Linked DNA regions of Homo sapiens: region 2 is linked to region 1. Evidence: chromatin loops called from intact Hi-C (ENCODE). Cell type or tissue: PC-9. All regions are shown on one strand. Each heading gives the region's core, and the rest is flanking DNA. Links, peaks and the distances in the headings are about the cores only. Region 1 overlaps PPP1R1C (protein phosphatase 1 regulatory inhibitor subunit 1C). Region 2 has its middle 80 kb from the start of ITPRID2.

What was found. A loop is a pair of places that touch in the nucleus more often than their neighbours do. Peaks named below come from ENCODE experiments on the same cell type or tissue, not always from the same donor. Only the 100,000 strongest peaks of a DNase experiment are listed, where the experiment ranks them.
Region 2: a loop joins it to region 1, with 3 times the contacts of the local background. A loop is called at or near these places in 2 of 110 quality-filtered maps.

What each region holds. Positions count from the first base shown.
Region 1 is chr2:182,071,079-182,086,770 of GRCh38, reverse strand. The region is part of intron 4 of PPP1R1C (protein phosphatase 1 regulatory inhibitor subunit 1C); the gene reads right to left. Among named protein-coding and RNA genes, the nearest start is that of PPP1R1C, 93 kb to the right of the region's middle. In PC-9, for the core only: CTCF peaks have their summits at 8,748 and 8,948 (motif pointing right); a DNase peak (open chromatin) is centred at 8,970.
Region 2 is chr2:181,803,997-181,819,688 of GRCh38, reverse strand. No RefSeq gene overlaps it. Among named protein-coding and RNA genes, the nearest start is that of ITPRID2, 80 kb to the left of the region's middle. RefSeq lists an enhancer at 8,533-8,827. In PC-9, for the core only: no CTCF peak of the experiment used is centred there; DNase peaks (open chromatin) are centred at 7,088, 7,368 and 8,718; H3K4me3 peaks cover 509 bases; H3K27ac peaks cover 3,268 bases.

The sequences.
Region 1 (15,692 bases), core at 4,311-12,310:
AGGGATACATATATGTATTCATTAGTATAGTGTACATATATAGAGCCTTATAGTTTTAATTCTTAAGTTCCTATCTTGGTGTAAAACAGTCTCTCATACTGGTAACTATTGTGCATATTTGCTGTATTTTCTTCCGTTTTCTCTATAAAATTGAGATCATACAGCAGATAATACAAATATACAGGTAATTATGAATCCAGCTTTTTTCACTTAATGTTTTCTGGTATGCAATTTCCTCACATCACATTTATAACAGATTCATAAATGCAGAATCCTATAACAAGAGGTCACTTGTTTTTCTGTTTCTTGAAAAAGTGGTATCGATTTCCATTTCTGTAACAATGCATGAGTGTATCTTTTCCCACACTCTTACAAAGTTTAAGTATGATCCTTTTAAAGAAAAATTCAAAATTGGTAGATTGCTTTGCTTTATATTTTTTCAATTATAAATGAGATTTAACTTTTTTATTTTGGGAACACAATCATTTTTCTATAAATTGCCTGTTTACAACTTTTATTCATCTTTCCTTTAAAGTGTTAGCTTATGACAGCTTAACTTGTGACAGCTCTTGATATAATGATGATAACATTTTTTTCTACTTCTTTTCTAGTCTGTCATTTATCTTTCAATAATGTTTTAGCTATTGCAATATTTTCCTCTTGGTATCTATAATCCTGTTTCTCATGTTTTTTTCTTTATAAAATCTTAACTTTGCACTTATATTTTAAACACATTTTGTAAATATATTTATATTTCCAGATCTAATATCTGATTAGTATACATATTTCTTCTGTGTTATTTTGTGATATCATTTAAAATTTTTTACTTTATGACCCATCTAGGGGTTTTCTTATGGATTTATCAATACATTTCCATTTGACCAGAAAACTAAGATATTCTGGAGGGCAAAGTAGAACAAACATGTGTGTTATGTGATTAGCTTTCCTATCTGTTCCCTGCTCACCCGCCCCATTTTACAAGTTTCCCCCGTGGCATGTTGCAGTGTCATTTCTTCATTGAAAATAAACTACAAATATTTGAACTTCAACAAATATAACTAGAATAGATTCTGTTGTATAGCCAGAGCAGACAGTTGCCTTAGGCAGCAAAAACATTACATGCAGCAAATTCTTTAGGGTTTGTTTTTAGTGTGAAAAGCTAGAGGCAACAAAAGATAAGACATTTCCCATTTTGTCTAAAGTAAATTGAACCAGAATTTAATTATCTTCTAGAAGTACCATCTTTGGCACCCATATTCACGTTCATACTCGAATGGGGGCTGAAGGGTAAAGCTACTTATACTTTTGATAAACATTTTAGAAAAAAATTTGTAACTACACATTTTCTACAATTAAAGGATGAATATTCATAACATTTTACTTTTTTAGAGACTAGTGTGTGTGTTTATGTGTATACAGATGGATGTACAGAGGGAAAACTTGCAAAGTAAAATAGATAAGAAAAAAATAAGTTTTACCTTCAGGAAGTCCTAGCCAGAGCAATTAGATAAGGGAAAGAAATAAAGGGCATTCAAATTGGAAAACAGGAAGTCAAACAATCTCTGTTTGCTAATGATATGATTATATACCTAGAAAATCCCAAAGATCCATCCAAAATACTCCTAGATTTATATGAATTCAGCAAAATCAATGTACACAAATCAGTATCACTATATGATGCAATGTACACAAATCAGTAGCACACCAACAATGACCAAGCTGAGAATTAAATCAACAATTTAATCTCTAACAATAGCTGCCAAAAAATAAAATAAAATACCTAGGAATATACTTAACCAAGGAGGTAAAAGATCTCTACAAGAACTATAAAATACTGTTGAAAAAAATTATAGGTGACACGAACAAATGGAAATACATCTCATGCTCATGAATTAGAAGAATCAATATTGTGAAATGGCCATACTACCCAAAGCAATCTATAGACTCAATGCAATTCCTATCAAAACATCAACATCATTTTTTCACAGAATTAAGAAAACAATCCTTAAATTAATAAGAACAAAAATGAATAGCCAAAGTAACTCTGTGTAAGATGAACAAATCTGGTGGCATCACATTAGCCAACTTCAAATTATACTACAAGGCTATAGTAACCAAAACAGCATGGTATTGGCATAAAAGTAGATGCATAGACCAATAAAACAGAATAGGTAACCCAGAAATAAAACCAAATACAGCCAGCTGATCTTAAATGAAGCATACAAAAACATAAAATGGGGAAAGGACACCCTACTTAATAAATGGCGCTGAGAAAACTGGATAGCCACATGTAGAAGAATGAAACAGGGTCCTTCTCTCTCACCACATACAAAAATCAACTCAAATTGGATTAAAGACTTACATCTAACAGTTGAAATCATAAAAATCTTAAAATAAAACCTAGGAAAAACTCTTCTGGACATTGGCTAGGCAAAGAATTTATGACTAAGACACTTAAAGCAAATGCAACAAAAACAAAAATAAATAAACGGGACCTAATTAAACTAAAAAGCTCCTGCACAGAAAAAGAAATAATTATCAGAGTAAACAGACAACCCACAGAATGGGAGAAAATACTTGCAAACTGTGCTTCCAACAAAGGACTAGTAACAAGACTCTGCAAGAAATTCAAACAAATAAAATAAAAAAAAACACAAATAATCCCATTAAAAATTAGGCAAATGACATGAATAGATAGCTCTCAATAGAAGATATACATAAATGACCAACAAACATTTTAAAATGTTCAACATCACTAATAATCAGGGAAATGCAGATTAAAACCACAATGAAATACGACCTCACCCCAGCCAGAATGGTAATTATTAAAAAGTTAAAAAGTAACAGATGCTGATTTGGATGTGGTGAAAGAGAACGCTTATACACTGCTGGTGGAAATTTTAATTAGTACAACCTCTATGGAAAACAGTATGGAGATTTCTCGAAGAACTAATAGTAGATCTATCATTTGATCTAGCAATCTCACTGATGGTTATCTACCCAAAGGAAAAGAAGTCATTATAGCAAAAAGACACCTGTACACATGTGTTTATCACAGCACAAAATTCACAATTACAAAGATATGGAACAAAACTAAGTGCCCATCAACCAATGATCGGATAAAGAAAATGTGGTGTATATACACTGTAGAATACTACTCAGGCATTAAAAAAGAAAAAAAATATCCTTTGCAACAACTTGGATGTAGTTGGAGGCCATTATTCTAAGTGAAGTGACTCAGGAATGGGAAGCCAAATACCATATGTTCCTGATTACAAGAGGGAGCTAAGCTATAGGTCCACAAGGGTATACATTATGCCACAGAGTTGTATAACAGACATTGGAGACTCAGAAATGGGCAGGATGAGAGAGGGGTGAGAGCTAAAAAACTACATATCAGTTACAATATACAGCACTTGTATGATGGCAGCATCACAATTTCAGACTTCACCACTATACAATTCATCCGTGTAACCAAAAACCACCTGTACCTCTAAAACTATTGAAATAAAAATAAATATATATGAAAAAATTCACTTTCAACCTAATTATTCAAATCTTTGTTTTGAAGACTGAAACCAAAAACTTGTACACAATTGAAAGTATGACAATAATCTAATCTTTCTTTTGTAACTTGACTTCTAGACTTTAGCAGCCTGGAGAATTTATGAGATTCTAATATCACAAATACCTCAAACTTCTTTTTGACTCTAGGACTCACCTAAGGCCCCTTTAAGAATCTATTATGCTCTGGTCATGTTCCAAGGCTTTTCTGAGTATACATATCTAACAGTGTTCCCAAATATCTGTATTCCAGTTGGGCTGTGTTGATTCTATCCCACCGGGTACCGTGGTCTCCCGCTGGGTATTATTAGACTCCACCAAGTGTTGCAGCTTCCCAACAGGTACCTTTTTGCTCCATAAAGCATTGCTAACTGGAATCCTTCTGTGACCAAGTCAAAGGGTGGTCTGGGGCAACACAGGAAAGGATGCCCTTTCTGCCTGTATGTTATAGTTGATCAGAGAGATCCTCTAGTAATATTACTTAGGTCTTCAATGTTTAACAGTGCTTTTGTTAAAATAGATCAATCTTGAAATTCTTATATTTCTATTGCTGGAATAATCAACATATATTCAGTACTTATTGAGTCTATGTTCTTCCGCGACTCAGATGCAGAGCCAGCGAAGGCAGGGCAGTAAACAAATGCAAGTGACAGAATTGACCCAGTCTTCAGAATCAGGCCTCCTCCATGACCAAGGCTGTCTTACCAGGCCAAGCAGAAACTCAGAAAACCTTGTCCGTTTGACCTTCAGGGTAACTTTCCACCCTTGATTTTATGCCAGACACGTGCACACATGCTTTAGAGACGATGTCCCATGTTTGTCAAACATAATTTGAAACCTGCTTGAAAACCAGGTGAGATATTTTCTTTTGAGAACTTTGAGTCCTGAAAGAAAATATTATCCTAAATGCATCCCCTCTGTTTACCTAAGTTCTATCACTTTAAATGCAAATGACTTCCAATTTCACATGCATGCATTCATCTGTTGCTTTATGAGTTTGTTTCTATTCTTTGCATGGGTGAAGTGAGAATTCCTAACTAGCTCACAAGATTAAGTGTAAAAAATGTCTTTGTGTCCCCTTATGGAAAACAGAGTGGTAGATAAAGGGAAATACAGAATCCTGCTCAAATCTCATTATGTTGGTGTCTGCTTTGTCAAAGTAATAGCTTTTGTTTATTTCTTTAAGCTTCAGGAATAAAAAAGACCTTTTTTTAAAAAAAATAGGCATAGGGAGGTATGTAGTCAGAACTTGGTATTTGCTTTCCCATTAACTACAAAGTTTCTGCACATGAAGCTTTTCTCCCTGATATTTATGACTTTTTATGTGGACATACGGAATTGGTAATATGCAGGATAAACAAATCTATATCCATAGTGAAATGGGCACAGCCTTTTATGCAGGCAGGATATGAGGTGTACGTGATGAGTGGTTGAAGTGGCTTTTCAACCGCACACATTAGACATAGTTAATGTAATTCCTGCTAAGTGCAGGAGTTTTTATTATGACATATTTTAATATGACACAATACTTTTTTTTTACAAAATGCATCCAGAAGTTATCGAAGTTCATTTGTAAGTTAACTCTGATAGCTGTATTTTAGAATTAAGTTTCTCTCATTTGCTTTACTAAATGATCACTTTTATCTGATCAATGCTTTTCAGAATCAACACTCAATAGGTGCTGAATATATGTTGATTAATCTAGCAAAAGAAATATAAGGATTTCAAATTTTCTATCACAATTTTCTACTCTTCTCTGTTTAGCTACTTTCTATAACTACTGCAACTGCAATGTATTGAATCTTCTCTTTGAAAGAAGACTGAAAAGAGGTTAAGGCACTCATTTGTATTCACCCGGAAACTGAAACTTGAAAAAAAATTATACAATACTGATAGCCGCTATTTGTTGAATGCTTACTGTGTGCTTTTTCTCGTTCCCTTTAACCCCCTTTTGTATAAATATGGACACCAGTTGGCACTATGCTCAGAAAGAGTATACTACTTACCTCTCCATTTGCCCAATAGCAGCTAAAGATGTAGAAACCAAATTCTTCCCAACAACTGCACACACTGAGCACAAACCTCACTCTCTTGTTAAAATGCAATCAAACCTGGAAATATGCTTTAAATGAAGTTAATCATCAAATGAAGTAGCAACCAAATAAGTGTAAGAGTTTTAAAGAGTTTATGTCAATATGATGCTAAAATTATATCTAATGACTAGTATTTCTTGACCATGGATGAGGGGCATAGTACTATGCTGAAGCATTTTACATACAGTTTTTTCATTTCATTTTTACGAAAACCTTATGAGTATGTACCTTTATGATTAGGGAATTTAAATAACTTTCTCAAGGTCATATTTTACCAATAAGAAAACTGAGGCCAGAGCTATAAAATGGCTGAACATAATCAATGCATATTAAAATGGCTTTATTTAAATGTTGTGGGTTAGAAGCAGTTAATATTTTCCTTTTTTTTTCCCCTTAAAGCTTCTCCTTTTCTGCAATGAGTCAGCTTGTATGCAGGGCCACTAAATAAGGCCAACTTACTGGATATTTCATATTTCTCATTGTCATTAAATAGACATATAGTCTGAATTAGAGGAAATATAGTTCTGTTTCTATCTGAAATATGTGTGAATGTGTATTACGTGATGTATTGTGTTACGGTATTACTCTGCTTTTTATCTGGGTGAATGTTAAAGAAAGCCTGACCTGGAAAAGGAGAAATGAGAATATAACAAGTGAACTTCTCTCAAGATCCACTCTACAGGACCAAAAGGTTGATTAGTTATGGCAACAAAGAAGACGAAGTCGTTATAAATGATGTTGAGGCTTTGAATCTGAGCAAATGGGGGATAGTGATACCATTTACAGGAATTGGAGGATCCCCTGGTTTTCGTTTGGGGATGAACATAAAGGCAGTTTTAGATGGCTTAAGTTTAAGATAGAGCAGACTATTGGGGGATGTGCTGTCGAGAAGATATGCAATGGGAAATCTGTAACTTAGGTGAAACTGGAAATGGCTTGAACTATGCATGGCATTTTAGAAGTCACCTTAACTAAAACTTCTGCAACAGGCATTGTTCTAGTGCTTTATGTATAGCAACCTATTTAATCCTCAAAACCAGTGAGGTATGTATTGGGTTGAATAGTGTCCTCCAAAAATTCATGTCCACTTGGAACATCAGAATGTGACCTTATTTGAAAATAAGGCCTTTGCAGATGTAATTAAAATGAGGCTCGACAGGATGAAGTAGCCAATATTCTAAATCCAATAACTGATGTACTTACAAGAAGAGGAAACAACACACAGAGACACAGAAGAGCAGGCCACGGGAAGAGTGAGACAGAAACGAGTTCCACTCCCAGAAACACCTGAGGACTTGCTGAAGAACACCTGGGGCCACCAGAAACTGGAAGAGGCAAGGAAGGAATCTTCCCTACAGCCTTCAGTGGGAGCATGGCCCTACTGATACCTTGGTTTTTAGACATCTAGCTTCACCAACTGTGAGAGGAAACATTTCTTTTGTGTTAAGTACCAAGTTTGTGGGAATCTATTAAGGCAGTCCTTGAAAACTGATACAAAGTGCACACTTTTATTACCTCCATTTTAGAAGCAAAGAAAATGAAGCACAGATGAGGCATCCAACCCACTCTCTCAAGGTCAGACAGTTAAATGGAACTAGAATTCAAACTGAGATTCTCAGGCTTCAGATTTTTGCACTTAGCCACTGCTTATACTTCCTCTATTATTTTTTATTACCTGATAATAAAGAATGACCTAACCTGTGTATAGGGAACAAGACACAGCGCAGCATTACCTGAAGGCAAACTGTTGTTCAGAATACGTAAGACATTAGGCTCAAACCATTTTTCCTTATCTAGCTATTAGATTATAAAACCATTGTTTACTGTCTTGTCAAAACCTAATATACTAAAATAAACACATCTGCTATGTAAGTAGCAATAGAGAGCTATCAGAGACGTGAATTTATTTGTAATAATCTATGACAACCTCTACAACTCATTATCTAAATCCTCTTCATCAGAATATAGTGTTTACATAGCTTCTTTTATAGCCTGATTTAATGGTTTCTGGAACCTACAATTCTGTAGAGTCAACTATATTTCTGATCTTGTCTCCATATCAAAAAATAAATAGAATTTGATTGCAGATTGTGTAACTATGGAAAAGTCACATCACATTAACTTCTTTAAATAAAAACTATGTATTTTATATGATTGACTGTATGTTGCCTGGCCATACTTTCAGAATGTTTGGAAGGGAAATGATTTCTCTTTGACATTCTCTGTGTCATTCTGTTGGTTGGGGCAGAAACCCAGATTTCTCAGGAGTAGTGTTTACTACAATTAAAACACACCTGCTACATATTGGGCACTATACATATATTACTTTATTTTTCACTCACATGACTCTCTGAGGTTATCTTCAAATTATAGATGTGAACAAGAAAGAGTATAAAGGTTAAATAACTGGAAGAAGACGACACAGATTTGAATTGTCAGAGCTGGGATTCAAGCCCACGTTTCTCCTACTCCAGTTCTCCTTCTTTCTGCTATTTTTTCCCGTACCAAATGAAGGTGGTTATCAATATCAGAAAGATGAGATACATAGGATTTTAACTAGTCAGTCTGAAGAAGATGTTCATTTCTTTACATCTTTCATTTGCCACTCCTTCATATGGAGTAAAGGTACCTTAAGGACCCCTATGAATAATAATCTGCCTTATGAAGGAATAGAGCTGTTAATGTGGGGCTGATAGACTCATGAAGCTCACTTTGGTTACGGTTGTCCTGAAAAAAATACCTGCCTACTCTATCTAGAGCCTGCTTTTTACTGCAAAAAGTAAGACACGACAGGAATACATATGCTTGGATGATTAAAGACAGATGGTGAGTAAGGTGGCTCACAATTTAATAATCATAAAAATAAGAAGACTTTCTGTTGCTTATTCCCTTAGTTTAACCCCATTTCATACCAAAAATGACATATTTTTCTCCTAAGGGGCTCAGGTTCTTTTCACCCAGGCTGGAGTGCAGTGGCACGGTCTCAGCTCACTGCAGCCTCTGCCACCCGGGCTCAAGCGATTCTCCTGCCTCAGACTCCGGAGTAGCTGGGACAACAGGTGTGCGCCACACACCCGGCTAATTTTTTTGCATTTTCAAGTAGAGATAGGGGTTTTACCATGTTAGCCAGACTGGTCTCAAACTCCTGATCTCAAGCCGTCCTCCTTGGCCTCCCAAAGGGTTGGCATTACAGGCGTGAGCCACCACGCCCGGCAAGGGTTCCACTTCTTAAACATTATTTTCTACTTGTACTTTTTAAACTTTGTGAACCAGCAGAGGGAGCTGTAGGGTCATAAGCACTGTGTTCTTTTTAAAATGATCTAATAAGCACTGAGTGTGAAGTGCTTCTGTTTCATTGCCAATGAAGAAAATACTGAGTCAACCCTCCTTGCCTATGTAGTGTTTATTCAAGGGATAAAAACTCTCCTAGGAGGCTCTACTGGCCAATTATCAGGGGTAGAACAGAACATTATTTATACAGCACACACTGCAGTGGCTCCATGGGATCTGCTCTGGTCTATTGAGTAATTACATAATTACGTGAAAAAATATATTTATCTCAGAGATCAGAAGAGATTAAAATGCCTGTCTGAAAAGCTAAGGATGCTGATATAGATGCAAAGAATTCTTTGGTTTGGCCTTATAAGTAAAACATGGGACATGTGGTGATTCAACAATTAATTAATCTTAATAAAATGAAATAAAGCTTTGACATTGCCAGTGAGGCCCTGTGATATTTTTCAAAACATTTATATGTTAATTAAAGTCGATTCACATAAAAATTAAGACGATCAGGCGTTTCTCCTTTTTATCATGGTTCAGCTCTCACAAAATGTATCTTAATCCAAAAAAAGTAAGTTTATGACATTTTATGTTACTTTAAAACAAACAGTTTAATGTAGCAATGTTTACATATCTGAAACTTGAAACCTATTTTGCCATTCTTTGAGGTTCTTTGAGGTCATAAAAGAGAGTTTTCGTTTTCATTTACACAAATGAGTATTCACGTAGTAATTTTCTAAAAATTTGAAGGTAGACTAGAAGTTTTCATTATGTCTAGGACACATTTGTATGCCCAAGTAACTGTAAAAAATTAATTAATAATAATCAAATGACACTGCCTACCATCTTCTAAGAAAGGCCCAAAGAAAAACTAATTCCATTATTATTTTTACAAAGTTTAGGATGAGTAAGACTGGTACAAAGGAGTATACAGGGATCAACATCAGATAGGCTAAGAATCTTTGGCAAACAACACTCTTCCATATTTCTTCGTGGTAGGATTTACAGATGTGTTATTTAAAATCCAATTAAGTTTGTTAATAGTAGAAAAATTAAAATGTTGAAGAAAATAGCATAAGCAAGATACTACAGCCATACATAATTGAGAAAGATTAATAGAAAAGTATTTTGAAGAAAATTATTGTAAAAGTACTAATTAACTTATTGCACAAAGAGGGAATTACATCAAGGAATAATGGTAGAGTTAGGAGGTTTGGGGTGGGGGGGTTCTGATTGACTTCATTAACCATCAGGACTTAAAGCATAAATGAGTGCAGTGTATGAAATCACAGATCCAATGCTCTTTCCCTCCATTCTCCTGATTTTTACATATATTATTTCTTCAATAACATCAAAGGCAGGAACAAGTACTTCTTGCTTGCATTTTTAAAAAAGATGAACAGACAGTAGGAGAGGATTTCTCTTTTGGTCCCTTTTTTCTATTATAGAAGTTCATACAAAAAAAAAAAATTAGTCGGGCGTGGTAGCGGGCACCTGTAGTCCCAGCTACTCAGGAGGCTGAGGCAGGAGAATGGCGTGAACCTGGGAGGCAGAGCTTGCAGTGAGCCAGGAGACAAAGCGAGACTCCGTCTCAAAAAAAAAAAAAAAAAAAAAAAAAAAAAAAAAAAAAAAAAGAAAAGAAAAAAAAAAGTTCAAAATCCTTGATTTATAGATAACTTTAGAGATATTAAGAACTGTTCTAAAAGATCCAGACTAATTCCTACAATCACAGAGTAAACTTTTTCAAGGCAAAAATCAACATAATAAGCTGTGGGACTAAATGTAAAACTTAAAGATAAAATAATACATTATAAGCATATACTAAAAAAAGCATTTAAACTACTTTAATTTTTTTATTTTTGCCACACAAAAATATGTTTTGAGACCTATTTTTACATAATGTGAGCATTATCATCCAGTGACAATTTTTGATACATAAAATATATTTTTTCACAGAAGTACTGTAAGTTGAGGCAAAGCTTATCATCTCAAGATTATCAATTGAAACCCAAAAGGAAACTCCAAAATTTGAAGTGAGATGCTCAGACTTCATAGTTTAACCTGAAATGGACATAGAGTAGTGCATAGAGTTAATTGTCAACAAGAATTTAAAAATGCTTTTGAAAAGTGGGATTCAAACCACTTTCCTGCCTTTTAAAATATGCATTACAATAGAAATAGTGTAATTATTTTCTTAGTGACTGAATCATTGTTTTGATCATCTTTGTCCTACGCAGTGATGGTGTGTAAATTTTATGTGTTTCTGCCTCTGCTCATCAGGCAGCCTGCTCTCATATCTCCTGCAGCCATCTTGTGCCTTACTTCTACTTCCTACTTCCTTTTCATTGGTTCTTAGACTGCCATGGTCTAAGAGGACCAACTGGCTTTTAAGAATTAAATATTTAGTAATAGGCTGCTGATGGCCTCAGATTCAGAAGGCAAATGATAGCCATTTCAAGCTCTCAGAGGCTCTATAACAATTCTAGCTTTAGCTGTATTTGGAAATGAGTTGCCTTGTGGGTATTACATGGATGAAAGCATGGGAGAATCTTTTCCTAAGATCGCCTGTTGGAAGTCAATTAAAATCATTTTAAGTTTGGTTTTGAAAATAAAATGTGACAAATTTATACATAAAAAAGAATAAAATGATAGCTTCAGTATACCTACCAAGGATAATGAAAGTACAACATAGCTCCCATTGGTAATTATACCAGAAAGGATGCAATGTAGAATACAGATCATAAATTCAATGCTTATCACATAATTTTTATATTGTGCACATAGCAATTTCCTGAAATTCTAACCTTTGAACATTCTTATCCTGCTTGGTATTTTTTCTCTTAATGAAAAATCCAAAACTGTAAACCTTCCTCAAAATCTGACCTAGGGTGTTTAGAATTTGGTAGTTAATTTGTTTAAAGTAACACAGATCTCAGAATGTTGCACAGAGTACAAGTTTAATAAATATTTGTATACTGTTTGACAGCATTGCTGGTATCTTTACTGTCCCACAGAAAACACTCAACAGAAAGAGTGCATCTAGTTCTGCCACAACTGAGGTGTTGGGTATTTTGTCATGACAGCCTATTGAGAAAGGAATTAATAAAACTGTTCTTAAAATTATCTTGCAGATCAGGCTCCTTTTTGAAGTTCAGGCAAGAATATAAAGTTTTAGGAGGGAAAATGTTATAGACCAGGACAAGTTTGTGAAGAATGTAATCTTAAGTTTGCCCCACTAAGAACCAATTTCTCAATTTATCTTGACATTTTTATATTTTAACACATTTTACAAGGATTTCAATTGATCTATTCTGGAAGAAAATATGATGAGTATTTTGGCATATCAAAGTCATAGCTACTACTTAGAAAGTCTAAATGCATGAAAGAAAAAGAAAGATTGGTGCTAACAGTTGTCCATTCTTGTAGAAATAAGAGCACTGGGAACAAGCAGATAAACTGAGGCAAATACAACTTATCATAGAAGAATTTTTGGCTGGGCGCAGTGTCTCACGCCTGTAACCCTAGCACTTTGGGAGGCTGAGGCGGGCGGATCATGAGGTCAGGAGATGGAGACCATCCTGGCTAATATGGTGAAACCCCGTCTCTACTAAAAGTACAAAAAATTAGCCGGGCGTGATGGCGGGCGCCTGTAGTCCCAGCTACTTGGGAGGCTGAGGCAGAAGAATGGTGTGAACCCGGGAGGCAGAGCTTGCAGTGAGCCGAGATCGCGCCACTGCACTCCAGCCTGGGCGACAGAGTGAGACTCCGTCTCAAAAAAAAAAAAAAAAAAGAAGAAGAATTTTTAACTACTTTGTCCTTTTGCCCTGGTCCCAAATCTTCAAAGCACTCACAAGAAATATGGCAACGTGTCAAGCAATCTTCAAAATTATCCAAAAGTGCTCTATTGTCTCGGGATACAATCCCAACTTTTTTGCACAGGACACAGGAGACCTTTGACAAGTCCCCTGCATCTGTTCAGTGTTTTCTCCTCCACAGTTTCTGCCCCCACCCCACAGTGTTCAAAGTTCACGTGCCCATTCACATTCTGTGCCTTCAGGTCTGCCAAACCCTCTTTCTGGAATCTACCCCTGATATTTCTCTAGCAAAATCTCACTCATCCCTCAACTTACAGATGCCATTCATTTCTTCTGTACAGTCTTCCCTAGCTGTGACAGGAAGTGCCAGCTATTTCCTTCTCTGTGTTCTAATGTCATTGTCCATATCAATCTCAGGGAACTTACAAGTTACAATTTTTTAAATAACTTTCTTTTTCATTTGACAACATTTTTCATATAAACAGGGACTGTATTAGCTTATCTTGAACTAAAAGAGCCTAATAAATGACCTGGAAGACAGACAGCAAGCATTTTATTAGAGTCTAGAATGAAGGTGTGAGTCAGTGAATGAATTTATAATTTTGTTCAATGTGGCTAAAATTAAGCCAATGATGCTTATTTTTAAATCAGAAAGATTATTTACTCACTGATTCACCATTGACTAGGAGTCTTCTAAAATTCAAATAGAAGACAGATCAGAATGCTCCTGGAAGACAAATAGGACATGGGCCCTGCCCTCAAGGGCTCCGCAGTCTAGCTAGAAGGAATTACAGATATCACATATATAGGTATATAAAATGCATTCTCAGTCTCAAAGAAGCACAGCTAAAAGGATTTAGAACTGGCAGGAAGGCGGACGAAGAAACGCCTCTATGTAAATAACACTGCAGAACAAAAGCATAGAGGCCAGAAACCACGTATTATTTTCAAAGAACTGAATGCAGCTCAGCATTGCTGCAGCATGGAAAAAAGAAGGCTGTGGCCGGAGGCAAGGCAGGACAGGAGTGAAGAGGCAAGGTCATAAAGAGACCTGTACATCATTTCCAGGGACTTACTCTAAAGGAATTAGTGAACACTTGAAGGAATCTAAAACAAAACAGTCAGATTTGTGTGGTCAGCTGTCTGGGAGAGGGAGAGAAGCTGGAGACAGACAAGATTAAAGGCAAGCTTGGTTTGAGTACAAAACTGTTATTACATAAGGATCAATAACACGAGTTTAAAATTATTAAAAACAAAGATACCAAGCATTTTGTAAAAACATTGGTATAAAAAGATCTTGTAAAAATTTTCCATCAAGCTATAAGGTTGCATGGTCTCTGTATTTTAGTTAGGGCAAACAGGATAGATGGGCAAATGGAAAAAATGAGGCCCGTTGCTATTCTAACAAAACTTCATAGGACACCCTAAAAAAAGGCTCAGGTCATGACTTAGTTTTGTAAAGGGGAAGGACACTTAACATGGGAACCCTGCTCCTCTGTAATCCACACTTTCCTCCAAAATAAACTATTTTAGTTACCTTTCATAGTTTTCTATAAAAGCCAAATAATTATACAAAAGCACATTGTATATGTTGAAGCACTACACTACACAACTGTAAGGTATTATAAACATCTTTTTTAAAATCTTTGATTTAAGTAAAGCAAACAGCTAAGCGTCAAGAAGGCTGCCAGTCTATTATTAATTCCACATTTATAAAGGGATAATACAAATCTCATCTCAGAAAACATCAGGGAACACTCCATTAGGCATAAAACAAAGGAGAGCAAGTCCATAAAAATGGCATCTGCCTATTCTAGTAATGAGGAATTGTTTTTACTTCCTGAGATTCCTATTAGCATTAGTATGAGTGGAGTGTGTACACCTTAGCATACTGATAGCGCCTACATTAATGGACGTGGTGTACACACATTTTTGCAAGGAGATAGATTTCTCCATTTTTAGCAACCACATGCTTATTCACACATATATTTTGTAGAATACTGACTCAAATAGGAATTCAAATTATATTTGAGAGCTCCTTGGAGAAAAGGCTGGTTCTAGGACTGGGACAAGAAATACATAAAATGAGCCTAGAGAATCTTGTAGTCCCAGAAAGTAAAGATATTCTAAAACAAACCAACACCCTGACATTAATGGAATATGTCAATGGGACACAGGAGTCAATGGAAAAAGTTCCCAAAGGCCAAAACAGGAACTATTTGAGCAACAAAGTAAGTAATATAGTATTGAGTTATAATCCAAAGTATAAAATGAATATCCATGTGTCCATAATGATGAAAATAAATGAACAGATAAATCAATGGAGGAGGAGAAACAAATCTGTGCAAAAGAATTTCAAATGATTTATGTGTGTACAGGACATTTCCTTCAAGGAAGTAGAGTGCAGCTTCCCACTCTTTAAATGGGTACTACACACAGTGACTTCCTTCCAAAGAGTACAGTATGGAAACGGAGTAAAAAAAGGATAACTTTACAGTGAAGAATCTCCAAAACTACTACCTCAGCCAGGTGATCAAGGTCAAAATTAACAGCGATAAACCATATTGGTAGTATGTGCCCCTCGTATCATGGGATGAAATGTTACTTTATCTCTGCTGTCTTTCTTCCAAAAATCCACTACCTCAATATAATCCTGAGAAAAACATCAGTCAAATCCCGGTACAGGGATATTCTAGAAAATACCTAACCAGTATTCCTCAAAACGTTTAAGGTCATCACAAACAAGGGACGTCTGAGAAATTGTCACATCCCAGAGGAGCCTAAGGAGACATGAAACCACACATAATGTGGTATGCTGGATAGATTCCTAGAATAGAAGAGAAGACATTAGGAAAAAAACTAAATAGATACCAAGAAAATATGGGCTTTAGTTAATAACAACGTATACATATTGATAAGGCATGGATCTGTGTCCCCA
Region 2 (15,692 bases), core at 4,990-12,989, 270 kb after region 1:
GAGATTGTTTATTAAAAGAGGAAATTGAAACACACAGAGGCCATTAGCCCACATTTTAGATATTCCATTAATTATGAGGCTGGCATTAGAATCTTTTTTTCCAAAAGGAATTAGGCTTTGTTCCTAGTTCTGGGGTAGCTAGGAATTACTATTACTAATTACCCCATCAGGGGACTGAAAAAAAAAAGCGATCAAAGAGTTTAGGGATATACAGTATCAGGAAACAGTCCCTGCTTTACCTCCTCAGAGTTCAAGCTACCCCAAGGTGAGGAAGTAATGACGAGAATCCCTCAGGGCTCTTCCCTGCCATGAGCTGGGAACACATAGCTGATACTGGAGAAGCCAATGATGTGTACAATTTGGATCCAAAGCCCCATTTTCCAGTTCTACTTCTCTGATATATTTTTCCCCCTTTAGTACTACAGATTTCTTAAATCAGAGATTATACCACCTTCCTCGAAAGTATACTTTTGCTTCTAACTCAGAGCCCCACCTTCATTTCAGATCTTTCTTTTCTCTTTTCCCCTGCTCAGAGGCCCTATTATTCATTCCTCCTGAATCTTTGCCATACTATAGGCCTTTATAAAACAAGCTGTGGGGAAGTGTGGTGCCCAGAGACAGAAAGAATTTAAAATGATACAGTATAAGCTGCCCTTTCAGGCTTTATTTACTTTTCACATCCTATGTTCACTTCTGACAGTGAAGGGCAACCATTTCCTTAGTATATCAATCAACCAAAAACAATACATCAAAGCTCTGACTATGTTCCAGGAACTGTCTAGCACATTATCTCCTTAATGTCTAGAGAAAATACCTACTGAACCTCTTCCCACACTTTATATGGTCATCCTTCTCCCTTGTTATGGCACTCTGATCTTTTTAGTCTTATACTTTTCAATATAGAAAATTCTACTTAAGAAAATAAAATGGAAAAAATATTTTCAATGAAGCTTGTGTATTCATAAAATATCAGGATCCATAAAAGTATTCATAAAACATCCGGGATATTAGCTTTGTTAATACCATCCATGGTTTCATACAACAATATTTTCTTCAAAGTTATCCTAAAGAACAATAGTGAACAAGATCCTAAATCCTCAAGTAAGCACTAAATGAATACACATATTCAAAACAAGAACTGGTGAAAGGGCATTTGTTTTCATAGAATTTCAAATCCTAGTCAATTATGTTAATAATACCAAAGCTTTTGTAAGAAAGAAATTCTTATTCAACATCTCTTTTCACCAGGAAAAAAACCCAGCTAACAAAAACCATAAGCAATAGCATTATGCCTTATTTACTGCCAAAGAAATTGTTAAGTGACTCTTTTTAAGCCAGTAAGTTATTTCCAAGTCAAGTCTGTTCTTTATAGAGTTCACTACACAAGATAAATCTTCACTGTACTGAATCCAAACATTATCAAAAATTCTACATTGAACAGTAAAACAAAAGGTCAAAATTGAGAGGAACCAGCCCTGGTTCTTATCATTATTTCTTCATGATTCAAGCTAATGGGTTTTTTTAATTAACCGCTGGTTTTTCTGTATGTCCATTTTGGCAATGACTTCTCTGAGGGAAAAATAAAGCTGCTATTTGAAGTATTAGGAGTGGGTCTAAATTCACTAAATTCTTTAGTTCTTATTCTGTTGAAATATTCCTTCTCACCAATTGGATTCACTTTGAAAACTCTGATCCTGTTGTAATGTACATATCATTGGCAATTATCTGCAAAATTTTTCCAAGAGGAGAGCTGGCCTTCAATCCTTAAAGCAGTATCTCTTCAAGATCCAGAAAGGCCAAATGCAGGATTTCCCACATCCTGAAATGTGATTCTTTTACTATCTCCTAGATATAGCTTGCTAAACTTTCTGCCAAGATTTACCTAGCAAGTTTGAGAAGAAATTAGAACTTAGAGAAGAGAAGGCTGAGGAACAAGGACAGAGTAACTGAAAGCAGAGTATTACAGCACAGGCCACTCATTTCCAGTCATCTTACAAAGAATGTGCTAATGATATTCCCATTATCAGTGTTTCCTTAGTATATCTGGTTACAATATTATAATCATCTACAGGGCAAAAATAGGGCTTATAGGGTTCTATTAATTCAGTCCTTAATACCATGCCAAAATTGCCATATAATAGATGCTTTCAGGTAATGCCTGCTATAACCTAATGGAGCCAAACACATCACAAATTAGGAGAGTAACAAGCAAATTCCATTTAATTTGTTTTTACAAATATAGGAATTGAATGACAGAGTTTTGTATGAGTCATGGCCACACACAAACTCCAGGTCTCCCTTCTAAGGTGTCCCCAGCTCAAAGCCAAATTGTACTGGAAACTGTTTTGCCTCATCTTTTGGTAACTGCTCCCACACAACCCCTGTATTGGCAGAGCGTACATTGCTGTTCCTTTCTTTGACCACTCTCCTTTCTCCTCTAATTTTTCATTGCCATTTCCAGAGAAAGCTGTCAATAATCCCGAGTTAAGAATGTCTCCCTTCTTTGAAGTCTTAATAGTCCTGTATAAAGTCAATAGCCTTGTTAATATGTATAGTTATGTCTATACCACAAACACAATTACATACAGTGTTCTACCTAGGTTGTGTGGGATTAATTTCCCCAGCTAGACTAGAAGTACTTTAAAAGCAGAGTCTACCTCTTATCATTTTCATCCTTCGTGTAGTTTCCCCATTGATGGACACATAAGGAAATAAATAAAGCCTTCCAAGTTCCCATACATTGCCAAATTCTAGACCTCTCTAGTATCATGTCCTCCTGTGTTCTGCCCAGATACAGATCTCACTCTGGACACTCTTTTCTTACTCCCTGTTTTCTCCCTGCACAGTAAAATGCTCATGTTCTTGGAGCTTTAGTTGATAAGTAGTTATTCTAATAATCATCATCCTTGACTATGGTGTTTTAACAGTGGCCAGCTAAAGACAAGGCCCCTATCTGTCTAAACTGATAATGACCAAAGATCATGGCAAATCAGTGTTCAAAAGATCTGGAGACATGGGGGATTTTGAAATCCCTAAACTTACATAAAGTTGGTGGTCAAGTACACCAGCTGGGTATAAGCCAAGATTTAGGCCCCACATCCTGATCATTCAGCATATTGTCTCTTCTAGTTACTTCCTTTTGCTTCAGGGAGGCTCTTATGTTAAGTGTTGATCAAGAATGAAAAAGGTCATGCTGATTTTTCAAAAGTATGAGTTATAGTATAGAAAAAAAGAAAAGGTGAAACATTATTTTTAAAAGATGGAGCTACTATGTTTGACAGGCTTACAGATAGAAAACAGAACTCTGAAAATAGCATACAACACACATCAGGAAAAAAAGTCACCAGTGTTTTAAAAGAGCTGATGTAGTGAATCAGAAAGAGAAATAACAAAATGAGTTGATGATAATGGAGAAAACTTTGAATTTTTTTAGAAACACTGTCACTCAAACATTGGTCACACTACATATTGATTTTAACCTTCCCACAATTGAAAACATGATATTCAAATGTGTGAGTAGTGAGGCAGGGAGAGTTGGAGAGAGGTAAATAAGAAAATTCATAAAAGTTTATTATCTTCATATTATATATTTTTTAAAAATGTCACATTCTACCCAAGAGCATACAGTTAGAATGAGGCTGTTTTTGAGTGGCTTATTGAAGGGGTATGACTGATTTAACGGGTCTTTAGTTGCTTTGTGTCAAATACTCTTCTGAGCAATTTATGTTTATTTACTGATTTCTTAACCAAAATCCATTGCCAAGAACTGTGAAGAGTCTGAGATTTTACCATACTTGTAAGCTAACATGCTAGCTTGTCACAAATGCATGGATCCTGACAAAAGATATGAGACTCCTGGGTCAGAGACAGAGGACTTCATTACAGGTTGATTATCTCTTATCTTGGGACAAGAAGTGTTTCAGATTTGGGATTTTTCAGATTTTGGAATATTTGGATGTATGTAAGGAGACATCTTGAGAATGGGACCAAAGTCTATACACTAAATTCATTTATGTTTCACGTATACCTTATACACATCGCCTGAAGGTAATTGATAATTTTATAAAATATTTTCTAAAATATTTGTACATGAAACAAAAGTTCTTACTGCCTTTTGACTGTGGCTCATCACACGAGGTCAGGTGTGCAATTTCCCAGATGTGGTGGTATGTCGGTACTCCAAACATTTCAGATTTTGGAGCATTTTGGATTTTGAATTTTGGGATTAGGGTTGCTCAACTTGTATTCACATCAAGAATAATAGAGTACCACCATTTGTACCAATTCTCTGAGGGCCAGATGACACCTACTTTTGGAGATGGTACTCTTACAGGACAGAAACCCTGAGATTAGGGAACCCAAATATTTCAAAAAGGCAGGAAGTATGCTCACCTTTGCTCCAGAGGGAGATACTATCTCTATTATGCTAGACAGTCAGCACACCAGCCCTTTGCTCTGGAGGAAAACACTGTATGTATCTTTCAAGGCAGTTTGCTATACTAACATCTTTAAAAATATAGTCTGAAACAAGAATTATCAGTGTTTCTGCACTCAAGACAGGCAAAAATGTGAGAAACCTGTGGAGAATTATCTCCCATCTGTGAATAGATACTATCATTAACTAATTTTATAGGTGCAAAAGCTAAGGAAATGAGAGGTTAAGTAATTTGCCCAAGGTCAAACCCAGATAGTCAATTCTGAGAGCTGAGGATATTAGCCAATGTGATTAACTTATTTTCTCTTGAAGGTAAACATTATTATTTACATATACAGCGACATGTAAAAGTTCTTAGTGTTATCATTCCAGCATCTTATGTTTCTCATCTAGAAAGTAGGCAAGGGGCCAGTGGGAAGGGGGCTTGAGTTAGAAGCTCTCTTTGAGATCTTTTCAGATTTAGCATGCCTTCATTCTAAGATTTGTCTATTAGAATGAAGAGACAGTGTGTGTAAGTGGATGTGACGCAGACTGGAAACAGAAATATAAGAGCATCTATTTCATTGTCAGTGTATATTTAAAAACTTTTATCAGGACCTTTGCATTCCTTATTTTTTATGAGATTATTGAGAAAAGTGAGTCTTGAATTACCACTTCAGGTATTTTTGGTCTTTCTAAGTATAGTTTATGGCTAGGTTAAGCATATGGTTTATTTTCCAACTAACTCTATCATAAAACTTCCTTTTTCTATAATACAAGTGAGAATATTATGTAAGAATAAACTGAGAGCAGTCTTTAAGCTGTTTATACCTGGAATGTTGCCAGGCCAGCATGTGCTGGATGGAGCATTACCAAAGAAGGGAAAGAAAAGCAAAGAAACTGCAGAAACATTGGTGACATAGTCAGACTATGACTCCTCTTCATTTCCACGGGACATCAAGAAATGTTTTTCTCAAGTTGGAATCTAGTTTTAGAACTACCAGTAGATATTGACTGACACTCTAACCCCATGCATAATATCAGACAGTTCATCTTATCACCAGTTAGATCTCGGTCACATGCTTCCTGTTGTTATGAAGACCTTTTGAAACCTCAGGGCCAGATAAACACAAGAGTGGCCCTCCTGCTCCTTTATATGTTGATGTTCCTTGGGAGACTGTCCTTGACCCGCTTCTTCTCTCATTCTGCCTACTGACTTCAGGGTGTCTCATTTACTCCCTAGGCTTCAAAGGCCACTTATACCCTAAGGACTCCCCAGTCTCTAAATATGGTTCACCATGCCCTCCTGAGCCCTTGGACCATAAAATCAACTTTCTGTTGGAAATCTTCACTTGAATATGTTAAGGACATTTCACATTCAACTGTTTGACGGTTATCACCACCTTCTAAACCCACTTCTTCTCCTTATATTCTCCATGTCATTTAGGGGCATCACCATCTACTCAGGAATCACCATGTCCTGTTAATATTCCTTCCTAAATTTCTCCATTTCCAATGACAACATCTTTGTAGAAATTGCTATTAATTTTGATCTTGACCATTATGTCATTCTCTAATTGATCTTCTGAAGCTAGAATTCTCTCTATAAAATGCACACTTGATCATGTCAACCTTTTTCATAAAATCGCTCAATGTTTAGAGACACCCCAGCTATCAACAGGGTAAACCCTGAACTCCTAATATGACTTCAAAGCCTCTATAATTGGGCCCTTGCTTGTCTCTTTAGCCTCATGGTGACTGAGTGCCCTCATTCTAGCCATACTTGTATATTTTCAGATCCTCACACCAACTTCTCTCTTTTTTCCCCTCCCTCACAGATTGTCCTTCTGCCTTGGACACCATTTCTATTATAAAATGACCAATTCCTGCTCACCTTACTCGGCTGGAGAAAGATCCATATTCAGAGAGCCTTCCCTGACCCATAGACTACTGTGGGCTCTCAAAGTGTCTTGAGCTTCCTCTGTCATTAATCTTGATCTTGTTTTCTAGTAATAATTCTTCACAGCAATGCCATCTGCTTCATTGGACATTAAGCCTGGAAATGGCATGACCATGCTTGAATCTCCAGCATTTGGCCTGGAATATGGCACTTAGTAGGAGCATAATAAATTCCTGTTAAATGAATGAATGAATGAACCAATAAAGGATCTGCCCAGGTTCACTTTTGTGAGTAGGAGAGTGGCCAGGTGAAGTAGCATACAGCCTTTTAGCTTGACTTTTTCTAGACTTCTTTCCTAAAATGTAAATGGTAAGGCCCAGACAATTTCTTGGATCAAGGATCAAAGTGCCTCCTTTTGATTTCTTAGAAAAGTCAGAATTTAACAGCAAAAGTTAAGACAGTTCAGGATCAATATTCAAAATAAAGAGATAATGCCAGATTTTTAATGTATCTGTTTTATACATTGTATTTCTTTTCCCACGTTTTAAAATTGGAATTTTACAAAATATAAAGTGTTTAAAATGATCACATTTCTTCTTTTTAGCCTCCATTTTTTAAAAGTTTCTTTAGGAGAATGGCAGGACTCTTTGTGCCATATAAAATAGGAATTTAAATTAGGAGGTATAACAATATTCCACTGCCTCTGAATTTAGTCATTGTCTTGAATGCCATCGAGTATATCATAAAAGTATATCCTGGATTACACAACAACAGGAAGGAGGAAATACTTTCCAGATCATGAGCTTAAATTATGGAATTACAAAGCAAACTTTTATGAAAACTCTCCTCCCTACCTTCAGCCCACCAACTGCACAGACATTTCTCTGATGTCTGAGCTAAGTGGTATTTTTGTGGGTTCTAAGCCTTGCAGTTGCTGTTCAGGCAAGAGGGAGATTTCTCTCTCTCTTTTTTTTTTTTTTTCAGTTTAGGGGAAAAAGTGAGATTTAGGTTTTTTTCAGTTTAGGGGAAGAAGAAAACTGGGCCATCCACATTCCTTTCTCTACCCTATCACTTATCACGGACTATATTGTATGCATGATCTAATGACAACCATTAAGTATCTGAGAGAAACCTAGAGAAAAGTTATGTGATTACAAATTTATGATCTCAAGAAATAAGGACTTCTGACTCCTACCTTTAGCCCCATCAATAGAGCAGCATGATTATAATTAGAAGGAGTATGCCTTCAGATTTGCTCAGGACAGTGCTTGTTTGGTCTGTTGTTCTGAGCTAATTTTTATTTTTATTTTTATTTTTTTGAGACAGGATATCGCTGTCTCATCCAGGCTGTGGTGAAGTGTTTTGATCTCGGCTCACTGTAACCTCTGCCTCTCTGGCTCCAGTGAATTCTCCCACCTCAGCGCCCCAAGTAGCTGGGACTACAGGGGTGCGCCATCACATTTTTTGTAGAGATGAGGTTTTGCTGTATTCCCCAGGCTAGTCTCGAACTCCTGAGCTCAAGCGATCTGTCTACCTCGGCCTTCCAAAGTGCTGGGATTACAGGCATGAGCCACTGCACTCAGCCCTGACCTAATTATTAATAGTGATCCTTTTATTCTCAAAAACATCTTTGGGATATAAATTACTTAGTCATTTTAAATATAATGGTTATTTAGCATAACACCAACTCACTAGGTTTCTTTTTTTATTCCTCATTTTGAGAGCTTACTATATGCCAGGCATTGCGATGGCTCTTTTTCACTTGCACTCTAATTAATTTTTTACAACAAATCCACTATGCAGATAATGTCACTGTCTTAAACAACAGGAAACTGTGATTCAGAAATGTTAAGGCATTACCCAAGGCCACACAATGGTACATGATAGCCAAAATTTAGATGCGTTTCTGCGCAACTGGAAAACTGTTCTCTTTCAATTATATTATGTGCAGGTTCAAAATGGGGCCTTAAAAACATACCTCCCCTAACCCTTCTCCTCCCTCCTCCAACCCTACTCCCCCCTCCTCCTGCCCACATAAATAAATAAAACACACAGACAGAAGCAGCAAGCAACCCAGAGTGGCTTGGTGCAAGTCAGAGGCTAGTTGACTCCTGGGTGATGGTACATGATGGACTTAACCAGATAATGCAGTAAATCATGAATTCTAACAACTCAATTGTCCCGAATATGTTTCAGATCACTCTGTGTGTCTCTAGGGCTCCCTTGAAAGAGAAAAAGCTACTCTGGAGAACTTTCACTATGTGCTTCTCACTCCCTTTGTGGCCCTGGAAACAGAACGGAACTCCTCCCTAGCCTGCTGCCCACTGCTACCAGTCTTTCCCACACCCCAGATATGAAGAAAGATAATCAGGCCCTCAAATAGAAGTTTCCCGATTATGAGTCATGGCTTACTCAGCCTTTGTTACAGAGAACCTGGAAGCCTTTGAAATACGCTGTTGATTTTGGCAGTCTTAACTCCCCGTGCTGTTATCAAGAGACAAGTTACACGACTAATTTGCTTGAGAAATTACCTCTGTAATGAGTATATTAAGAAGAGCCTATGTTAAAGGGCCTGGTGTTTAATATACGGTGTTTAATGTCAGTATATATTAATAGCTACTCATTTCCTTGCACAATACTTCATAGCTAATAGTTCCCCAATAAATAGCTGTTACATTGAATTAAATAAAAATATGACATTATCATAGGGTACTTTCAATGAGCCAGGCATTATAATAAGAGATTTTTTTCTCACTCTCTCTAAACACACACACACATTTTGTATGTATATGTAAAATAAATATATATTATGTGTGTTTCATACATAATACATAATATACATAATAAATACTTAAGTATAGACATTTAAATTTAATTAAACTAGATATGAAAACAACATACATCAGCATAACTCCCTTAAGATTAGTTATTTTTATTTTATTTTTTGAGATGGAGTCTCGCTTTGTCGCCCAGGCTAGAGTGCAGTGGCACGATCTCAGCTCACTGCAACCTCTGTCTCCTGGGTTCACGCCATTCTCCTGCCTCAGCCTTCTGAGTAGCTGGGACTACAGGCACCCACCACCAAACCGGGCTAATTTTTTTGTATTTTTAGTAGAGACGGGGTTTCACCGTGTTAGCCAGGATGGTCTCAATCTCCTGACCTCGTGATCCACCCGCCTCAGCCTCCCAAAGTGCTGGGATTATAGGCATGAGCCACCGTGCCCAGCCCAAGATTGGTTATTTTTTATATGTACCTCATAGGGATGATTTCTGAAACAATTATATATTCTACCATGGTAGACATTATACAGTTTCAAGAAAAATAAATTGTTATATTCATTTAAGTTAAATTAGATGTGTACTATTATAGTATAGATGCTTTATAGCCCTTATCTGCAAAACATAGATAATAATATGGCCTAATTATTAAGATTGGCAAGCAGATAAAATTGGACAATGCAGTGAAGTGCGGCTTGTAGCATTTTGCAGGCACTGTATATAAATCAATGACCTCTTCATAACTACAGTGAGACTTTGGATATAGATAGGTATTTAGGAGAAAAATCTTGTTCAGTAGTATGTGTAAAGGCACTGTTTAAATACATGCATTTGTTCTATCACTGTAAATATTGTTATATTGCTATTAATATGTAAACTTAAAGTATTAGCTTTAAAGTTGACTTGGGAAGGTAACATTTTGTAGTCTACAGTTTTTCAGAGATAGATTCTGAAGATTTTGCCTGAAAAAGGAAATGCTTTTTTAAAAAACGTGCTTTGAACCTAAACAGTAGAAAGGAAGACTAAATAGAAAAGTTCTCTTTTTCCACCTAAGCCTAAGCCAATCAGCAAGCAGAGCTCTCCTGTCCATTAGAATTTATTCAACAGAGAGGTGATCTAATGTAGGTCAAGACCCAAAGAAATTTTTCAAAGTCGTTGATAAAGGAATTTCCTTGTTCTTACAAAAATTGCTGAAATAACTGGGTTCTCCTTTGTTGGATACTTTTGTGCATAGATTCAAGGCTTAAAACGGCTGCAGTCATCTTGCTATGGTTTGAAGATTAGGAAGATACACAGAGGAGATAATAGCTAAGAGGGATGCAGAGGAATAGAGCCATAGAATTGTATTAAGCCAGCCTAAGGCATAAATCTTGACTAAGGTCAGTGAGTTTTCTCCAAGCATAGTCCTAGACCAGAAGCATCAGCCTCACCTGGGAATCTGTTCAAATACAAAATCTAAAGCCCTATCCCAGAAATGTAGAATCAGAAACTCAGGGTGGAGCTAGCTCAGCAATCCATGCTTTAAGATGCCCTTCAGGGGATTCTGATGCAGACTAAAGTTTGAGAACCACTGGTTTAAGCCAGTTTGAGTAATATTTTCTGTTACTTGCTCTCAAAAGTATATTAAATGTAATACCTAGTGAAAATATACTCAAATTGACTAATGATTAACTAACATAAAAATTCCAGAAAGGGAAATCATGGTATAATATGCCTGGAAGAGTGTCCTGTTATAGTATGGTAGCTATACTCAAAGGCTTTGGACCCAGACTGCCTGGGTTCATATCCCTGTTCCGCTACTCATTAACTGTGTGACCTGGAGAAAACTAGTTTAGTTTCTTCCTGTGTAACCTGCAGGTAATCTTATGGCTGTTTTGAATATTAAATTAGTTAATAAATGGAGAGCAATGAGAAATTTTCCTAATTGCTAATGTATTCTAAGCACTCAGTATATGTTAGCAATCATTATTACCATCAACACGTAATATATTCATCACATCAGAGAAGTCCTAAAAAACAAACCACACCTGACTAAACTGACCACATTAATATTCTTTTAATAATGTGATATTGTTGGTGCCAAATTACTCTCACGATAGCATTTGGATTCAAAGTAAATAATTTTATTATGAAATGTGTATCTCATTATGGGGACAACACTGTAATTGTGTATTTAAAAATTCCTCTGAAAAAAATGTCAGAATCTAATGTTAATTTTTCATTTACTCAACAAATATTACTAAGGACCAATTAATAAGGTGCAAATAATTTTTAATGTAAACACATGCATACACACACTTCTCTTTAATAAAACTAGAAAAAAGACTGGATGTTAATAGACCTGTTAGTGTTGATCTTTGGGCAATGGAACTATGGTTTATAGTTTTCTTTTTATATAGTCTGTATTTTTAAAAAATATCTTGTTATTATTTAACAAAAGTGGATTTCTAAAAAGCAAATAAAAATTACTTTTCTTTGAAGGAAAACACAGGTCCAAATAATCTCAGGGCATCCAGATATCATTTTTTAGTTGTGACATAGTAGCCAATCAATTCTGCATTGTACAGCACTCAGTTCCTAGACTGGTTCCTATAATCTTCCTATAGGAAGATTCAAGCCAGACAGAGTTCACTACCTGAGTTCGGGACCAGCTCATGTCTAACCCCCAGACTTCAAGAGTAGAAATCAGTTGTGGATGCTTTAGGACAGAGCATAGGCACTCAAACCCACAGCCAGTGGAAAGATGCTTAATGAACTAGTCCATTCTGCCTAAGAATCCTTTGGGGTTCAGACTGGGGATGCACGGTAAGGAAGCTGGCCAAATGTTTGAGGTTACAAATCTCAGGAAGAATCTTAATCCAGAAACCTAAGATCTCTCTCTCACACTTGGGTTCATCAAAGGACAGACTCTCCTGGCCACATTTAGCAATGTTAGGTAATTATGTACTGATGAACCCTGCTAGCAAGCATTCACAACCCAGGACGCTAGCAAATCACAATTTACAGTCAATAAGTAGACAGTACACACATTCTAATTACTCTCTACTGAGTTGATTTGTAACTATTCATTTTCTTCCTATGCTCCTGTTCTATTCCCATCACAAACTAAATGGGACAGGGAAAGAAAGGTAGCCAATATGTAGCACAATTAAGAGCTTCACTCTGTAATAGACAGTCGTAGGTTTCCATCCCATTCTAAAGAATGGGATAAAGGTAAGTTTGATGGATCATGCATACAAAACTGTGTGACCTGTCAGACACCCAATCTCTCAAACCAACCTCTTCAAGCTGTTTTGAGGGCTAACTAAAATAATACACGTGCAATGGTTAACTCAGTGTCTGGTGCAGAGGCAGCATGCAGTAAAGGTTAATCTTTTTTTTTAACTCTTAAGTTCAGGAGTACATGTGAAGACTTGTTATATAGGTAAACCCACATCATGGAGGTTTGTCGTACAGATTATTTTGTCACCCACATATTAAGCCTAGTACCCATTAATTATTTTTCTTAATCCTCTCCCTCCTCTCACCTTCCACCCTCCAGGAAGACCCAGTGTGTATTGTTCCTCTCTCTGTGTCCATGTGTACTCATCACTTAGCTCCCACTTAAAAGTGAGAAGAGGTAGTATTTGGTTTTCTGTTCCTGTGTTAGTTTCCTAAGGATAATGGCCTTTAGCTCCAGCCATGTTCTTGCAAATGACATGATCCCTTTCTCTTTTGTGGCTGCATAGTATTCCATGGTGTATATGTACCATATTTTCTTTATCTAGTCTATCATTGATGGGCATTTAGGTTGATTCTATGTCTTTGCTATTGTGAATAGTGCTGCAGTGAACATACGTATGCATGTGTCTTTATGATAGAACAATTTATATTCCTTGGGGTATATACCCGGTAATGGGATTGCTGGGTTGAATGGATTGCTGGGTTGAATGGGATTGCTGGGTTGAATCGTGGTTCTGTTTTTAGCTCTTTGAGGAATCGTCACACTGCTTTCCACAATGGTTGAACTAATTTACACACCAACAGTGTATAAGCACTTCTTTTTCTCTGCAAGGGCTAATTTTTAATAATGTTGTTTGTTTTGGTGGGAGGGGGGCTTTCTTCTTCCGCCTATATTCTCTACTATTATCACTACATAATGGCGTAAAAGCAGCAAATGCCATGGAGGTAAAACTCTCCTAATATATGCACTTTCCTATCCCTGTAATGAAGAGAGAAGCAAAAATAAATGTGTGTGTGATAGTTTCCACACAGTGAAGTTTTAGTGATTTCAGAAATGCTGGGCTTCTAGAGGACAAATAACCAAAAGGAAATTAGTATATTTGGCAAATTGTTACTTAGTAGCATGTGGCTCAGGCCTTCCTTGGGCAAGTTGGCAGGAGGGGAAAGAGTACTCAGACTGATTGCCAAGCAAAAGGGGGCTGAGCTTGGCAGCTACCTGATGGTAATAACGAAGCTCCTAAGAGCTACAAAATCCTTGCCTTTCCCTGTAAACTTCAGACCCTCCTTGCTGCATCCATGAAGTCTATATTTAAAGCAAGCAGAGGCCAGTCTCCTCCTGGACCTAGAATAAAGTGGGTCTCCTGAGGTCCCTCCAAACTTGGGGCAGCCACTGTCACAGCAGGCTTCATGTCTGGCTCTCACTAGGTCTTACTGTCCCCTTCCCTTTGTTTAACTCTCAGCCTTGTAGCTGTGCAAAAACTAGGAAAGAGGAAGTTCCAGGCCACGTAATCAGATATCGTCTTATTTCACACAGCCACCCTTATTTGTAACATATAAAGGGAAATGTGGCATCGATGGACAATGCTTTAGCATACATTATTGAAAGAAAAAGCTTAAGTACTAAATTGTATTTTATGGGAAGGAAGACAGAAGAAGCTTGCAAACCACAAATGACTTTCAACAATGCAGTTATGTTTCTACTTTACTAGGCTCATTTGGAGGATAAAATAAATAAGACCTTGAAGCCAGTTTTGGAAATATATCAAGTCATAGAACTGAAATGATCTAAACAAATGATGTATCTGTTAAAAAACCTCATGGGATCCAAAAGGACAATACTTTAAAGGTTAACAAGGTTACTTTGCTCATTAGGGTCTTCTCTCTTCTGCCAGAATACCTTGTCATAAAACCTCAACTATGCCAAATGTCTAAGGCTTAGAATTATCACTGCATCTGTTATGTGCTCTGGAGAATATCAAGGTTCTCAGACTTTCTCTCAGTGAAGTAAAATAAGAATTCTGGGTTTGTTGTGAAGTTTAAAAAAACAAAAAGTATGATTCACTTCCTATTCAGACTCTAGTTTCTTTAAAAAGTAACAGTTGAATGCTTTTGCCAAGCCCATACTTCTTCTTTATTGTATGTTACATTCTATTGTTAATTAACAATAAGCATGTTCACAATGGGAAACCTTTGATGGATTCATTTTTAGAATAAAGTTAACATGGAACTATTAAAACTTAGTATAGAATCAGAGATCTGGAGTCCACTAGATGTATTAGCCACTCTAGAACTTCTAATTCACTGCAGAATTAATTCTGAAATGCTATCTGTCTTACACCAAACAACTAAAATTATTGTTTCTCCTCAAGTTTTAAGAAATGCAGAGTTTCAGCAAGGACCAAAGCATCAGGGAAAAAAATAAGAGAATCCCATTCTACATAGTTTACTGATCATAAAATCACCATATGCCCCATTGCTTCTAATTGACTGCTCCTCAAGCATTTTCACCAAGTTGGAAAATGAGGATGCAGAATTATTCAGGAGGCATTTTGGAAGTACACTAAAGGAAATGGTAGTCTCATCGAAGTAAGAAGATGAACATTTTGATAAACAAATGGGTTATTTCTAAAGAGACAATTTACCTTTTGAAGAGATATACAATTGAGATCTGTTCCAAGATGGCCAAATAGGAACAGCTCCAGTCTGCAGCTCCCAGCGTGATTGACGCAGAAGACAGGTGATTTCTGCATTTCCAACTGAGGTACCTGGTTCATCACATTGAGACCAGTTGGTCAGTGGGTGCAGCCCATGGAGGGTGAGCCAAAGCAGGGTGGGACATCACCTCACCTGGAAAGTGCAAGGGATTGGGGGATTTCCCTTTCCTAGCCAAGGGAAGTTGTGACAGACTGTACCTGGAAAAATGGGACACTCCCACCCAAATACTGTGCTTTTCCCAAGGTCTTAACAACCAGCAGACAAGGAGATTCTCTCCCATGCCTGACTTGGCAGGTCCCACGCCCACAGAGCCTTGCTCACTGCTAGCACAGCAGTCTTGAGATCAAAATACGAGGTGGCAGCCTGGATGGGGGAGGGGTGTCTGCCATTACTGAGGCTTGAATAAGTAAACAAAGCTGCTGGGGAGCTCGAACTGGGCGGAGCCCACCGCAGCTCAGCAAGGCCTACTGCCACTAGACTCCACCTCTGTGGGCAGGGCTTAGGTGAACAAAAGGCAGCAGACAACTTCTACGGACTTAAACGTCCCTGTCCGACAGCTCTGAAGAGAGTGGTGGTTCTCCCAGCATGGCGTTTGAGCTCTGAGAACAGACAGACTGCCTCTTCAAGTGGGTCCCTGACCCCTGTGTAGCCTAACTGGGAGAC